5 separate regions of the Homo sapiens genome follow, and all the other regions are linked to region 4. Evidence: chromatin contacts called from ENCODE Hi-C or POLR2A ChIA-PET data. All regions are on one chromosome and are shown on one strand. The core of a region is the stretch at or near the end of the contact, and the rest is flanking DNA. Distances in the headings are between cores, read along the strand shown. Region 1 has its middle 57 kb from the start of LINC01991. Region 2 overlaps LPP (LIM domain containing preferred translocation partner in lipoma). Region 3 has its middle 85 kb from the start of LINC01991. Region 4 overlaps LPP (LIM domain containing preferred translocation partner in lipoma). Region 5 overlaps LOC107986166 (a long non-coding RNA gene).

What was found. Hi-C counts contacts between places; a loop is a spot of excess contacts on that map. ChIA-PET counts read pairs that join two places held with the same protein, here RNA polymerase II (POLR2A). Pooled maps may share reads with other maps.
Region 1: a loop to region 4 is called in a map of naive thymus-derived CD4-positive, alpha-beta T cell, with 2.5 times the contacts of the local background. The contact joins two enhancer-like sites. A Hi-C loop is called at or near these places in 1 of 168 maps with a recorded cell type or tissue (naive thymus-derived CD4-positive, alpha-beta T cell) and 10 of 50 pooled maps. POLR2A ChIA-PET finds 5 or more read pairs at or near these places in 1 of 52 experiments (activated CD4-positive, alpha-beta T cell).
Region 2: a loop to region 4 is called in a pooled map, with 8 times the contacts of the local background. The contact joins two enhancer-like sites. A Hi-C loop is called at or near these places in 9 of 50 pooled maps. POLR2A ChIA-PET finds 5 or more read pairs at or near these places in 2 of 52 experiments (activated CD4-positive, alpha-beta T cell and activated T-cell).
Region 3: a loop to region 4 is called in a map of sigmoid colon, with 2.9 times the contacts of the local background. The contact joins two enhancer-like sites. A Hi-C loop is called at or near these places in 2 of 168 maps with a recorded cell type or tissue (ascending aorta and sigmoid colon) and 5 of 50 pooled maps. POLR2A ChIA-PET finds 5 or more read pairs at or near these places in 2 of 52 experiments (PC-9 and activated CD4-positive, alpha-beta T cell).
Region 5: a loop to region 4 is called in a pooled map, with 2.8 times the contacts of the local background. The contact joins two enhancer-like sites. A Hi-C loop is called at or near these places in 4 of 50 pooled maps. POLR2A ChIA-PET finds 5 or more read pairs at or near these places in 3 of 52 experiments (CD8-positive, alpha-beta memory T cell, activated CD8-positive, alpha-beta memory T cell and activated naive CD4-positive, alpha-beta T cell).

What each region holds. Positions count from the first base shown.
Region 1 is chr3:187,918,021-187,920,892 of GRCh38, reverse strand. No RefSeq gene overlaps it. Among named protein-coding and RNA genes, the nearest start is that of LINC01991, 57 kb to the left of the region's middle. RefSeq lists an enhancer at 1,456-1,635. Within about 2 kb of position 1,377, at least 7 of the 41 ENCODE cell types and tissues checked have a DNase peak (open chromatin) inside an H3K27ac peak, as active enhancers do.
Region 2 is chr3:188,787,218-188,790,082 of GRCh38, reverse strand. All of the region lies in intron 9 of LPP (LIM domain containing preferred translocation partner in lipoma), which reads right to left. Among named protein-coding and RNA genes, the nearest start is that of MIR28, 100 kb to the right of the region's middle. Within about 2 kb of position 1,307, at least 2 of the 41 ENCODE cell types and tissues checked have a DNase peak (open chromatin) inside an H3K27ac peak, as active enhancers do.
Region 3 is chr3:188,059,884-188,062,583 of GRCh38, reverse strand. No RefSeq gene overlaps it. Among named protein-coding and RNA genes, the nearest start is that of LINC01991, 85 kb to the right of the region's middle. Within about 2 kb of position 1,260, at least 5 of the 41 ENCODE cell types and tissues checked have a DNase peak (open chromatin) inside an H3K27ac peak, as active enhancers do.
Region 4 is chr3:188,321,940-188,324,639 of GRCh38, reverse strand. All of the region lies in intron 2 of LPP (LIM domain containing preferred translocation partner in lipoma), which reads right to left. Among named protein-coding and RNA genes, the nearest start is that of FLJ42393, 140 kb to the right of the region's middle. Within about 2 kb of position 1,404, at least 4 of the 41 ENCODE cell types and tissues checked have a DNase peak (open chromatin) inside an H3K27ac peak, as active enhancers do.
Region 5 is chr3:187,992,760-187,995,550 of GRCh38, reverse strand. It overlaps LOC107986166 (a long non-coding RNA gene), which reads left to right. Exons shown (of 5, transcript XR_001741061.2): 5 at 1-1,278. Among named protein-coding and RNA genes, the nearest start is that of LINC01991, 18 kb to the right of the region's middle. Within about 2 kb of position 1,295, at least 2 of the 41 ENCODE cell types and tissues checked have a DNase peak (open chromatin) inside an H3K27ac peak, as active enhancers do.

The DNA.
Region 1 (2,872 bases), core at 128-2,627, 400 kb after region 4:
CTGTTTATTAAAATGAACTCCATGGAGTACTAATCTCATAAGATCCGTGTTCTAGGGCCAAGTAAAGAGGAATGTTGTGTATCCATATTTCCTCCCTGTAGATTTACATTCAAAGGCTCTGAGAAGGGCTGTAGCAAAGCAACCTGTTTCATTTGGAATAATCCTGCTTTTTTTTTTTTTTTTTTTTTTGAGACGGAGTCTCGCTCTGTCACCAGGCTGGAGTGCAGTGGCATGATCTTGGCTAACTGCAACCTCCGCTTCCCAGGTTCAAGCAATTCTCATGCCTCAGCCTCCCGAGTAGCTGGGACTATAGGTGTGCCCCACCACACCCAGCTAATTTTTTTGTATTTTTAGTAGAGACGGGGGTTTCACCATGTTGGCCAGGATGCTCTCGATTTCTTGACCTCGTGATCCACCTGCCTCTGCCTCCCAAAGTGCTGGGATTACAGGCATGACCCACCGCACCTGGCCAATCCTTCTTTTTAAAAACTTATTTGATGGTGGTGTCAATTTTTACCTAAAACTACTGTCATCCTGGGAACTGATGCTCCGTGGTGAACACTGTGGTAACACTTTTGGGCAATTCCAAGGATGACACATAGACTCACAAAATGTTAGAACTGAAAGCAACACAGAATTTAATGCCATTCCCCCACTTTTTGAATAAACTAAGCAGAGGCCTGCAAGGGTTATACCAAAGTAATGACCAACAACCATTAACTCTGACCTGCAAGAACTTGAAATTTTAAAATGTCAACAAATGACTGTGTAACATTAGGTCATGGATTATGATGTAATATTATATTATACATAAGGTTAGACAGCAGTTACAAGAATACTGGACTTAGAATCAATAAAGCTGGGGTCTAATCGGAGGCCTCTGGCTCTGTCACTGTCACTGCTTAGGTCCATCTTTCTACTTTTGTTAGTGTTGTGTGCCCCCATCTCTAAAATGGGAAGAATAATGCTTGTGTGGCTGATCTCAAAAGTTCCGGTAAGAATCAAGACAGAACGAATGTGAAAGTGGTTTATAAATTGCACTGTGATATGTAGGAATCTTCCTTCCTCCTAACATATTGATGTTACAGCAGCATCAGGAGGATGTGAGTATTTTCCATTGCTTTTCTCATTGTGAGGGTAGTTTGCATGAATCTGCCACAGACTCCATCTTTCAACCACTTTCACTGTTTAGTGAGGTGACTGGTTACCTCAGCGAGCCCTCAGCAAATCTAGTTACCCCCTTGAGTGGAATGCTGGATCTGTGATCTTACACACACCTGACTAGCAAGGGAAAGCAGAAAGTTATGAGCAAGGTGAAAGTCTCAGCAGATTTTTGGACATTTGACTTCTAGTACTCACAGACACCTATGAAAAAAACAAAGGCTTCCGAATTTTGTGTTGTTAGGACTCAAAAAGAAGAAGAAAAAGAAGAAGAATTCAATAACAGTCATCACCAAAAGACAGAAAGAGAGGAAGACAGAATGTCTGCATTGAGAAAATCTTGGTATCTTATCTCTGGGATGTTATTGATGATCTGAGTATAGTGCAAAATCTTAAGTGAAATGAATTGGTGGTTTCAGTTCCGGATATGGTATGCAAAGAAAAAAAAAATTTGCTCTTTGAAATTCAACGCTTCCTCGTCTGTGCTTCAGGAAGCCACACGCCTGATGTTGAGCGTGGAAACTGACTCATTTCTAGCCCTTTGAGATTAGCCTCTCTAGCCCCCAGACTGTGGGCAGGATCTGGGCCCTAATGGGAAACTAGAATTGGGTCTGTCCAAACCTGGAGGAGAATCAGACACAACCTCATCGGATGCACATCTCTTTTAGGGTACTCAGCCTCCCAGAAGTTTCTGTAGGCAGAGGACCTTCTATACAAACTATCTCCAAAGCTTTTCAACTTGTAATTGGCAGTAGGTAGGTTGCCTGAAGTGGCAAAAAGCAAAAATACAAATACAGTGCTTACCAAGCACTTATCTTCAGAGTCGTGTTAAAGTAAGCTGGCCAACTGCCCCCCACTCCTCCCTTGGTGGAACAACACGTCTCTGACACTTTCAATTTAAAGACTCACATGTGTTTTCTCACCAACAAGCCCTAGGGAGTAACGAAACTTTCTTCTCCTTGACTCTCCCAGCAATCTGTTGATTTGGTGTCAACAGGTATTACAGGTATCTGTGTGTCACTTAGGCATTACATTTATTTAGAAAAGAAAAGTATGTTAGAGACTGGATGTCTCCCCCTGCCCCATTAAACTGACACAGGGAACCCCAGGATGACAGGGAGTTCAGATCTTCTAGAAGTGACCACTCCAAGCTTCAAGCTTGACCCTTTAGACCTTAAATCAGTGGTTTCCAAACTTTTTGCATACCCTCCCAGTAAGAGAAATAAACACTTGAAATGGCTTTTTTGCTTAATTCTGATGGACACATTAAAAAAACAAAGCGTTTGTCTAGAGGTAGTGAGAAGAATGCTGATTTAAATGAGAAGACAATGAGAGGCAAAGTGATGTTGGGGGCGGGGTGGGGAGAACAACTCGAGACTTGGCCTAGGGTCAGAAGATCTGAGTTTACTAACTTAATCTCACTAAGCCTCACTTTCCTCATCTGTAAAGTGTGAATGCTAATTACAAAATGAGATCACATATGTGAAAGCGTTTGCCTTATAAATGGTAAGGGATATGCAAAGGTTCATAGCTATTACTATGTATAAGCTTTTAAATATTAATGATTAATTTGTGTTAGAAATGAAATTTCAGACTTCATCATAGAATAAGGTTTAATCTTTCCGATTTTCTTATCTGCAAAGTTTTTATAAAACATAGTTGTCCGCATTATTGATTTATTTGCATGCCACTTACTTTAAAAAAGGATTTG
Region 2 (2,865 bases), core at 58-2,557, 470 kb before region 4:
GCCTTTATGCAAATACGCCTACTGTCTGAAATCGAGTTGCAGGGTCAAAAATAGTGCACACCTAAAATTTTGAAAGATAGTGCTAAATTTTGTTTCGAAAAGGTTGTATTAATTTGTACTCCTATCACAAGCCCATGTGAGTACATGCTTCCCATACTTTTGCCAATACCAAGCATTGAACTTATAAATGCCGGCTGGTCTGAGAATGAAAAAATAATATTTTAAACTGTATTTCTTTAAATAATTTGAACATCATTTCATTGGTTCATTTGTTATTTTTATTTTCTCTTCTGTGAATTGCCTGTTGATAGGTTCACTCTTTTTGTCTAATAAATGATTCTTTTAAAACCAATTTCATGAGATTTTTAAAATATATAATCAAAATTATTGGCATCAATGTTGATTATTCCTGTAAACATGAATAAGTAAGTGAGCTGGTTTCCAACTTTGTGAGGATTAAATGAGAAAATGGGTTTGCAAGCACATCAAAAGCTGGAAAGCACCACAGACACATAATTCTTGTATGTTAGGAAGATTTATTTACGTGAATGTTTTGAATCATAGTACATGCATAATCTGGCCACACCATGTGACAGAACGAGGTAAGTGCTTACTGTCATAAAGTATAAGACCGATTAAGGGAATAACCTGAGTAGCTCTTTTTGAATTAAATGTACAGGCTTAGTCAGCTGCTCAAGGCCAGCCCCCTGGGCCCAGCTTTCCTGATTTTCAGTTCAGTGTACTTTCCTCTAAATCAGACATGTTATAATAACCGTTCAACAACAACAACAACAAAAAGGGTTCCAGAACATTGCAATAAAGTGACTATTGAATAAAGTGTGTCACACTTATTTTTTTGGTTTCCCAGTGCAGTAAAGGTTATGTTTACACTATATGGTAGTCTATTAAGTGTGCAATAGCATTATGTCTAAAATAACAATGTACATACCTTAATTAAAAAATACATTGTTGCTAAAAAAAAAACCCAACAACAACAAAAGACTCACTATGGATGAGGTAACACATTCAGTAAAAATAACTGAGGTTAGTGGCCACAGACTGGGAGGAACAGCAAGGTCTACAGGGATGGAGTCAGCAGGCACAAGAGCAGCCACAGAAACTGAGAAGGGGCCCCAAAGACTGATGATGCAACACGGACAGTCAGCATAAGTTAGACCTTGATTCATTCTGGTCTATACTATGTGGGAAAGATGAAGAAAATGGAAAAAACAAAAAATGAAATGAGTGCTGGCAAGATTCACAGGAAATGACTAAAAGGTTTAGAGCCGGGGGGGCGTGCTGCAGGGTTGTAGGAATCGGAACCATTTAGCCAGGATGTGATCATTTACCCCACTGCTACCCCTTTGATGCTTATACAAAGGGTTCTGTAGTCAGTGATGTCATCCTTCTTCAACTCAGTACAGCCCCAGAGTCAAGAAACACTTACTCGGTGCTTACTGCAGGATGCAATGAGAAACAAGACATCAACCCTCCCCTTAGGGAAAATGTATAGCTACTGAGGTATGTGTCAAATAGGTAATTTAAATACAGTCTTCTAAATGCTATGATGAGGAAAAGCAGAGGATGCTATTACAGGATGATGGGGAGGATAAGGCACAAGAATCACACATACTTGAGGGAAAAGTGATGTCTAAATGGAGGCCTGAAGGAGGAGAGTTTTTGGCTAGGTGATTGGGATGGAGATGGGAAAGCTACACATTCCATCAAGGACAAGTGTTTACCCAGCCACAGGCATGAGACAATCTCTCTGTTTTGGGTGTGTGTTTAGGTATGTGTGCACAAGTGGATGTGCATGTGTGTGCATGTGGCTATGAGCTCTTTACATGGTAGTGTGAGGAGTATGAACTGTCTCTTCCAAGTAATGAAAAGTCACTAGAAAACACTGAAGGAACTTGTCTCATAAATGAAAGAAGATATAAAGGAAGCCAAAGTATTATGTCAGAAATTGGTTAATAAGTGGATAAGAGGGGATACTGAAGGAAGAGGAAGGATACAGGCCAGCTCCTGTGCCTTTGGTTGGAGCAACAAGGTAATGCCATTCATGGAAAAGGAACACAGAGAGGAGCAGGTTTAAAAGGGAACACCTTGGGTTCTGTCTGAAACTGTTGCATTTGTGGGCCTATGGGCCAATCTATGAAGACTGCAGGCTAAAATGATAGATACATATCTGGAGCTTACAGAGAGATCCAGCTGCAGATTTTGGCCAGAGAGTTCTCAGCACACAGATGATATTTGTACTCACGGAAGCAGATGAAATAACTCAGGAGTACAGATTGAGACAAGAAGGGAGATTAGGGCAGAACTCAAGAAAAATGGAGAATTTAAGGAATGAAGAGAGGAAATCTATTAAAAACGGTAGAAAGTTGTGTACAGCGATAGGAAGAAAACCCAGAGTGTACGGTGCTATAGAAGTCAAATGAAACAAAGATAGAGTCAACATCTTTAAATGCTGCAAGAGCTCAAGAATGATAAGGACTGAAGAGTCTTAAGTGTATTAAACATCAAAGAGGTCACTGGTGATGTTCAGAAGTGTGGTGTAAGTGGAGAGGTGGGGATAGAAACTGAATTACAGGGAGCTGAACTGTTAGTAGAGCAAAGACAATAAAGCTTAGATGTATGTGTGTGTGTGCGTGTGTGTGTAAGAGAGAGAGATCTAAAGTTGTCAAAGGGTTTTTAATTTTGATTTTAAATTTATATTTAATTAATTTTTCAGTTAATGTAGGAATTTTATTTCAAATCTAAAATTGCCTTTTCTATAAATTAAACTTTAAATTTTCTTATAATTGTAGATTCATATGAAGTTGAAAGAAATAACGTAGAGATCTAAGTACCCTTTATCCAGTT
Region 3 (2,700 bases), core at 11-2,510, 260 kb after region 4:
TGTCAAGCACCATGATGTTTAAATGTATCTCTGTCTTGAAACACTGTTACTCTCTAAATTCCAACTGATCATTTGACAGTTGAAAAAGCTAGCATAAACCACTTTCTTTCCTTTTTTAAGTTAATAGCTGCACTCCAGTCTCTAACGCTTCATGTGTAACAGTTTAAAAGATTGGCATGCTTCCCTCTATGGCTTTCCCATCTCATACAAACTTTAAGTTGCTGAAAATCACAAGTGATCGTCTCTGAATCCTAACTATAGACATTAAAATGAGAAAAAATAGTTCTTCTGGTTGTTTTGAAAATGATATAACTCTTTCCTGATAGTTAAAATAACATTTACCTCTTCTTATAAGTTGGTCTGGGTTGTCTTACTATTTTATTATGTGACAGCTTCTAACATTTTAAGCCGATTCCTTCAAGTTGTCCTAAAACCTCAGTATCACTAGAGATTACTTGCTAAAACTTTATTTTTCAATGATTAAAAAGTAAACAAATAGACCAGGTGCAGTGACTCACACCTGTAGTCCTAGCACTTTGGGACGCCAAGGCGGGTGGATCACGAGGTCAGGAGTTCAAGACCAGCCTGGCCAAGATGGTGAAACCCCGTGTCTACTAAAAATACAAAAATTAGCCCTGCGTGGTGGCACGCGCCTGTAATCCTGGCAACACAGGAGGCTGTGGCAGGATAATTGCTTGAACCCAAGAGTCAGAGGTTGCAGTGAGCTGAGATTGTGCCATTGCACTCCAGCCTGGGGTAAAAAGAGAAAAACTCTGTCTTTTAAAAAAAAAAAATTAAACAAATAGATCATCAAGTTATTTATGACGATTAAACAAAAGGACACAATAGGTTTTCTCTTAAAAATCAGCTTGTATATGTATGCTTCTATGGAATATTTGTCTGGGCTTCAGGACAGGGATCTCCTGCTACCCCTGCTGTGTGAACTTGGATAAGGCACCAGCCTTTCTGGCCTCAGTTTCCCCATCTACAGAACAAGAGAGAGACATACAAGTGATTTTTGAAGACCTCTCCAGCTCTCAAAGTTATCAGGGTAAAGTATCAAGAGGTTATGAAACGTCTCACACTGTGGGAGGGAACAAATATGTCATGATTTTGTTCCAGTTTAATCTGTTTCACATTTAGTATAGTCCAACCTGTGATAGGTCCTCTGTGGAACATAGATGACTCACTTCCTGTCCTAAGTGGGTCTTCTCTGAGGTATGGAACAGATCCTTCCTTCAGATATGGAGCCAGCAGGGGGGGTCAATGGGCCTCTGGGCAAATTCTTCGTGTTCTTTATCTGTGTCAAATTAAACCTGCTAATCAGCATACACCTATGCCCAAGGGCATGTAAGGACAGTGCAGCTTAGAAACTAGATGTTCCTGAAAAGTGTGCCCATCAAGTTTTTATAAACATGATCACATTTTAAATGTAGAAGAGTAGTTGGCAACTGAAATGGAGATTAGGGTAAACCTTTTTGTAAGATGACAAATGCCTTTTGTTAAGTAATATTGAAGGCTGAAAAGCCCAGTGTATCTACCACTTCTTCCAGGGAGTCTCCCCAGCCTGCTGCTGGATCCTGGCAACTTCATTCATCTCCTTCCCCTCTAAATTCCACTCTACTTTAAGAGCTGAGCCCACATCAGTAAGTACAAAATTATGCTCTTGAAACCACAGGGTCCTAAAATGTTAAGGCCAGAAGGGAACTTTGAAACATCAATCTCTTTACCCTACCTTTATCACCCACTCATTTGTGTATTCATTAATTTATTTATTTAACAAATATTTAGTTAATGCCTACTGTGTGTTAAACATTGGGCTAGGCATAACACATACAGCAAAATCAAGGCATAGAAATCTCCTACCCTCATGGAATTTACATTTTCTCTCTGTGTGTAAAGGTAAACAGTGTATATGTTGGTTGGCTGATGGAATGGGGAATTACTGGTTGGGAATGGAGAGCTACTTTAGATTGGTGGGCAGAGGAGGTTTCTGTGAGGAGGTGACATTTAAGCTGGCATCTGAAGAATGAGAAGGAGCCAGCCAGGGCAACTGCTTAGGGTGGAGAGAAAGAGTAACTGGTGGAGACTGAGTGACGGGGAAGAACTGGGAGAGCCTAGAGAACTTGAGAGGGGTAGAAAAGGGGTAGCGAGGTGCAGGTGCAGACAAAGGCAGAAAGGAGGGCAGGGATCATATCAGAGAGGGCTTTGAGGCCATGGTGTGGAATTGGTATTTTCTGCTGAGTTTAGTGGGAAGCCATTGGATGGCAAAGAGCAGGGGAGTAAAATCTGATTTATATTCTTGAAAGATCCTTTTGGCTGCTTTTTGGAAAAGTGATTGTAAGGAAATGAGAAAGAAAGCAGAAAAAATGTTCTAGAGGAGCTTTAATGGGACTATTTTAGACTAGGGTTGTTGCAGTGGGGTGCAGAGATGTGCACAATTAATTTTGGGGGTGGACTCACAAGACTTGTTTCTGGTGATAGGGGGTAACTGGATAGGGGGTTAAGAAATAGGAAGGAATGAAAGATAATTCTTTATCTTTAAGCTTGAGAACTGGGGGAAGGGTTGTTTATTAAGATAAAAAGATTGGGGAAATACAGTACAGCTTTGAGAGAAAATCCAAGAAACCTGTTTTGGATGTAGTAAGTTTCATATTCTTATTGGGCCCTCGAGTAGAGATGTTGGATAGATCACTGATT
Region 4 (2,700 bases), core at 155-2,654:
TTGAATTTAGGTAGATTCAAAAGAAGTAATGATAGCAATCAGAGTCAGAAAACATTCTGGAGGCAGAACAAACACGCACTGGCCAAGCATGTACTCTGAGCAGGAGAAGTAGTTAAATGAGTTATATGGAGGTCCTACAACACGGGGGTGAACATGCCTCATGCTTCAGGAGGTCTTGGTAGATCTTGAGATGACGCATTTCGGGTGATGCTGCTGCTCTGTGAATGACACTTTGAGAACCAAGGCTCTAGGAGAGCCAGGAGACAGGAACAACAGTGGAGCAGGAGGTGATGAACGTTGGACTTATGGTAATAATAGATGGAATATAGTAAAGAAGAAACATTCAAGAGATGTGGCAAAAAGAAATTACCAAAGACTTGAGGGCAAATAATCTAGGAATGGAAATAAAAAAGAAGATGGTGCTGGTGGAATTGCCTCTAAGCTTTCTTAAATGACATTGTTCATTATATAGATAGAAAAACATGGTTTCTATCTATCTAGTGCAAATCAGTTTTCCAAGTCACATTTCATGTTGCCACAACCTATCCCTATAAAATAAGGCTAGGGAAATTATTGTAGTTATAGATAATAACGACAACAACAACAATACCAATCATTTATTGAAAGCTTATTCTGTGTCAACCACATTGCAACATGTACTATCTCCAAATCTGGCAATAACTCTATTCCTATGTAAGAAAATGACAAACTAATGCTCAGAGACGTTATATAGCTCACCCAGAATCATTCCTGCTTCAGCTGGATTCAATCCCAGGAGAAAACCCTAAAATCTATGACCTCCACTTCCATTCTGCCTAACAAGCTGAATCCATAGGAGAATAAGATGCCCACTTGGGGCATTCACCCTCAAAGTCAGAGTTCCCTTTTAATCTGACTAAATTTCAAGATCACAACTGGCAAATCTTGATTCATAGACTCTAGCAGCATAGCAATAAGGACCCAAGGTCAGGTGCCACGTGCATAGAACAACCATGACTTATTTTATTTCCACATAAGGAGAATGCAACTTGAGTGTTTCATGAGCTATTCACTGCTCATGCTCAGACTCATGTCTCTGCACTCAAACTCTAGTGCTTTTCCATGGCCTCTGTTTACCCTCGACTTTATTCTGCTACTGCTTTGCAAAGTTTTCTTCCCAGAAAATAAGTGGCTGTCTACACAGTAATGTGTTTGGAGTGAAGATGTGAGAAAGAGGCCCTCATCTGTGAAGATGCATGGTGAACGGTAGTAGATATTGACAAGTAAGAAAGGTTAGTTTAGATATTTCCCCAGCCCAGGAAGTGGGTACAAAATGAGCCACAAGACCTTCCTTCTAGTTACCCACACTGTGCTTTCCCAAGGTGATTCACAGGTACAGCTCCACTGATCTGACAAAGGGGACTGTCTTCAGAAAGATGAAAGGATGTTTTTATGTCTGCTCTCTCTCTTTTCTTTATTTGTTCCTTCTCTAGTAACAACAATTAATTGTGCTGTGCGGGCAGTACAGAGATGAGTCTACCGGGAAGCCAGCACAAATCCATCAAGCGCTTTTAGTCCAAGCTTTTTAGAAGCAATTGCTTACCACATTTTCACCGCTCTTTTTCTCACAGCTAGAATTAGAGTGGATTTTACCACACAATCACTCTAATGCCCTTTTCCCCCACCTCTAAAGTGAAGATGGAAGATGACTATTGGTCCATCACCAGCAAAACCATAAGACATACATGAGAAAACCAATTCATTTAGTGTTTTATAAAGACTAAGTATTGGGTCCTGAGATAGGTATCCCACATACATTAACATATCACAACTTTGTGAGGCAGACATTGTCTATGTCAAACAGGTGAAGAAATTAATGCTCAGAGATGAGAAGTTACTTGCATAGAGTCATACAACTAGAAAATAGCAGAGCCAGGAAGTAAACACAGGTCTGACTCCAAGGCCAATACTTTTCCCATCACTACAGCTGTCCGGCACTCTTCCAAGAGCACTCACAACTTTTCATTCTCTTCTACCAGAGAATCAACATTGCAAATATTACTTAAAACTCAGGCCGTATATAACCAAAAGGCCTTTTTAAAGAGGTCTTTTCTAGGAAGAGTGAACGACTAAGCCATCATAGATTCTATAAGAGTTACCTCTGACCAACCAAACATGTTCCTGAGGGACCAGTTAGGGTCTCTTCCATGCCTAACTAGGAATCATGGAGACTCTTGAATTTCCCAGCTCAGGGCTCTGAGAAAATGACATCACATAAAGCCTGCTCCCTCACCCAACACCAGGGCATGCAGTGAAGAAGGACGAATCAGGGAAAGGGACACAGTGGAAGCCTGAGGGCCTATAAGTCATATGTTCACAGAGGCTCTGGTTCACAATGAAGCATAATAAAATAAAACCACCCAGTGAAAAGTATCTACAGTCCAAGCTTAAACTTGCCTTTTCATTGTTATCCTCACAACCTCCATAGATTAAATGTTGGAAAGGATCAAGCCACAGAAAAAATAAGATTATCCAGTCCTTAGGCCCTTAGACATAATATCTGAGCAAAGATGGGGATTCGTATATGTAAGCAGCATCCTTTTCTGTCCCCCTTTACCTAGAGAGTGATGAGGTGAAGCATCTTGAAAAGATTCCTTATCATAAGCTGAGATGACAGGGACACCTGATGAGAATGGTAATTAAATCAATAAGTAAATAAAC
Region 5 (2,791 bases), core at 46-2,545, 330 kb after region 4:
TCTAGAATTCCTTTCTCTATATTGCTGGGATTCGTGCTTAACTCTCCCAGATTTGGATTGTATGTTTGGTCACTGATACTTCCTGTCAACATAAGTGAAAGCACCTGGTTGCTTCTTGCAGGGGTAATGACCACATAACCCCTGCATCCCTGCACTTCCCCACCTTGATTCATGCTGTTCCCTCTGCTGGGAATTCTCTCTTCTCTCCTCTGAATGGTCAACTCCTCCTAATTCAATTTTAGGCCAACTGAAATCACACCTACTCTTTGATTAATTTTCTTTTGTGTGTTGCCATAGTGCTGTGCATGCTTCTGTTACAGCACATCAGTGGGCACCAAGCTGTAGCCAGGTGTCTCTCATGAAGTCACAGAAGGGAGGGAATTCAGTGACAAGCTAGAGGAAATGCTTGTTGAGATCCAGGAACAGTCTTTGTTTTTATATTTTTATCACTTACCACAGTGCCTGGAATATAGTAGATATTTTTTGACTAAAAGTTGCTCAGGGCCTGAAAATTAGGCTGCTCCTGAAAAGAAATGAGATGGCAGACAAGGAGTTATATAATAAAAATGGAAACTAGGATCTTAGGCTTCAGGTTTCAGAGTGGATGTCTTGAGGCATTGGATAACTTCCTACAGTTCTGTGAATCATGAGATGGTTATGAACTCTTTGGAGCTGAAGGGACTCTTCGATCCTTTTTGTAAGATGGGTCTACCGGCATTTCCTGTTCTGAGAGAGCATGAGGTCCCTCAACTAATGCCTTGAGAATTGAATGTTGGTTTGCCACTTACTGTTGCCTTAGCCCCGATTTTTCCTTTAACAAAGTGTCAAAAAGAACTTTAGATGGAGAAAATGAATTGAGTGAGGGAAAAAGTCCATGAGTCCCAGAACAACCTCCAGTTTGGTAATGATTTATCCTATTCTATTGTTAATTTTGCAATTAAGCAAGAGTACTTTACATGCCTGAATGACCCATGGATTGTATCTTAATCAAATTAATGTGTCTGCAACATAAGACTGATTCAGTCTTCAACTATTAGAATGACAAATGATGCAAAAACCTCAATTTTTTTTCTCTCCTTTCTCTCTCTTCTCCCCACAAAACCCTCTATCATGAAAGGTCAACTGACTGAAAGTCTGTTGCTTTGATGGCTAACATGAGATCCTATTGGTTAAAAAGTAAGAAGGCTGGCTACCGCCCCTCACTCCACTTCAAACCAACTGTATGTGTATGTGTGACTGACTATGTTTGTAAGTTTGGATTAAAAAAATTGTGGTTAATTCTTCTTGTTGTGTACTTCCTGCCACTGACATTTGTTGCTGTTGCTGTGTAGTGAGGTTGAGGCTGGGTGGGAGAATCAGATACAAATGACCTATATATTTATTCCCCAATTTTGACTACCCCTCTCAACCACTATTCTTGGAAAACCTGGAAAGTAGAAAACGATGGCCAGGAATGCCAGCTAGAAATTGCATTGCCCTGAACCAACCCCCATGACTTTGGGTCATCTTAGTTGATAAGACATTTGAAAAAATATGACTCTGCTTAATAAAATGGCATACTGTTTTTTTAGATTATAAATCACAAGTAATGATTTTTTTTAGAAACAGGCCTTTGTGGTTTGAGTTATGGTAACTGGGATTTAAACCTCCCTAGACTCTATTCAATCATCTTTTACAGTAACTTCAGTAAATAGTCTCTCACCCTTGTCCAATCCATTTCCACAATTAGTGGGATACATTTTTTAAAATGTTAATTAGATCACAACTCTTCCCTGTTTAAAACTCTTTGATGGGCCGGGCTCAGTGGCTCATGTGTATAATCCCAGCACTTTGGGAGGCCGAGGTGGGTGGATCACAAGATCAAGAGATCGAGACCATCCTGGCCAACATGGTGAAACCCCGTCTCTACTAAAAATACAAAAAAATAAAAAATAAATAAAAAATTAGCCAGGTGTGGTGGCTGGCGCCTGTAGTCCCAGCTACTTGGGAGGCTGAGGCAGAAGAATCACTTGAACCTGGGAGGCGGAGGTTGCAGTGAGCCGAGATAGCACCACTGCACTCCAGCCTGGTGACAAGAGCGAAACTCCTTCTCAAAAAAACAAAACAAACAAACAAACAAACAAAAACTCTTCCATGGCTTCTCACTGTACTTAGAATCAAGTTCAAAGTTCTTGCCATGGCTTAGAAGGTCACATAGTCTGCCCTTGCCTTTCCCCTTGACCCCCTCTTTTGTCCTTCCTCTTCTATACTGGCCACCCACTTTCCAGTCTTGGGGCCTTCAGGCTGGTCTTGATGCCTGCTTGCCTCTCGCTTTTTTTTTCTGGCTCACAGCATAAGGATCACTCCTTCAGAAAGGACGGATCGGACCCACCATGTAGGTTATGCCATCCCTTCTGTTATGTTTCTTTACACTATCGTATACTTTTTCTCTCATCACAAATCATAATTTGTGATTTTAGATATATTTCTGTGCTTATTTTTTATTTTATGACTGTTCGCTCAGTAGCCAATAAGCTTTATGCCTGCTTTGTTTGCCTTGGTATCCAGTTCTGGGTATATAGGAGGAGCTTAATGAATATTTATTGAAAGAAAGAATGGGCAACCCATTGACTTTCATAATACTTAAAATTCCTCAGCCATAATATGGAAATAGTCTTGTCATCATTATTCTACAGCTAGCTATGGAATTCATTCTGGTATTTGTTTCACACTGAACTTTGAGATGTTAGGATATCAATTGACTATGGAAGAAACATGAGACAGATAGTTTTTTGTTTTTTCTTTCTCCACT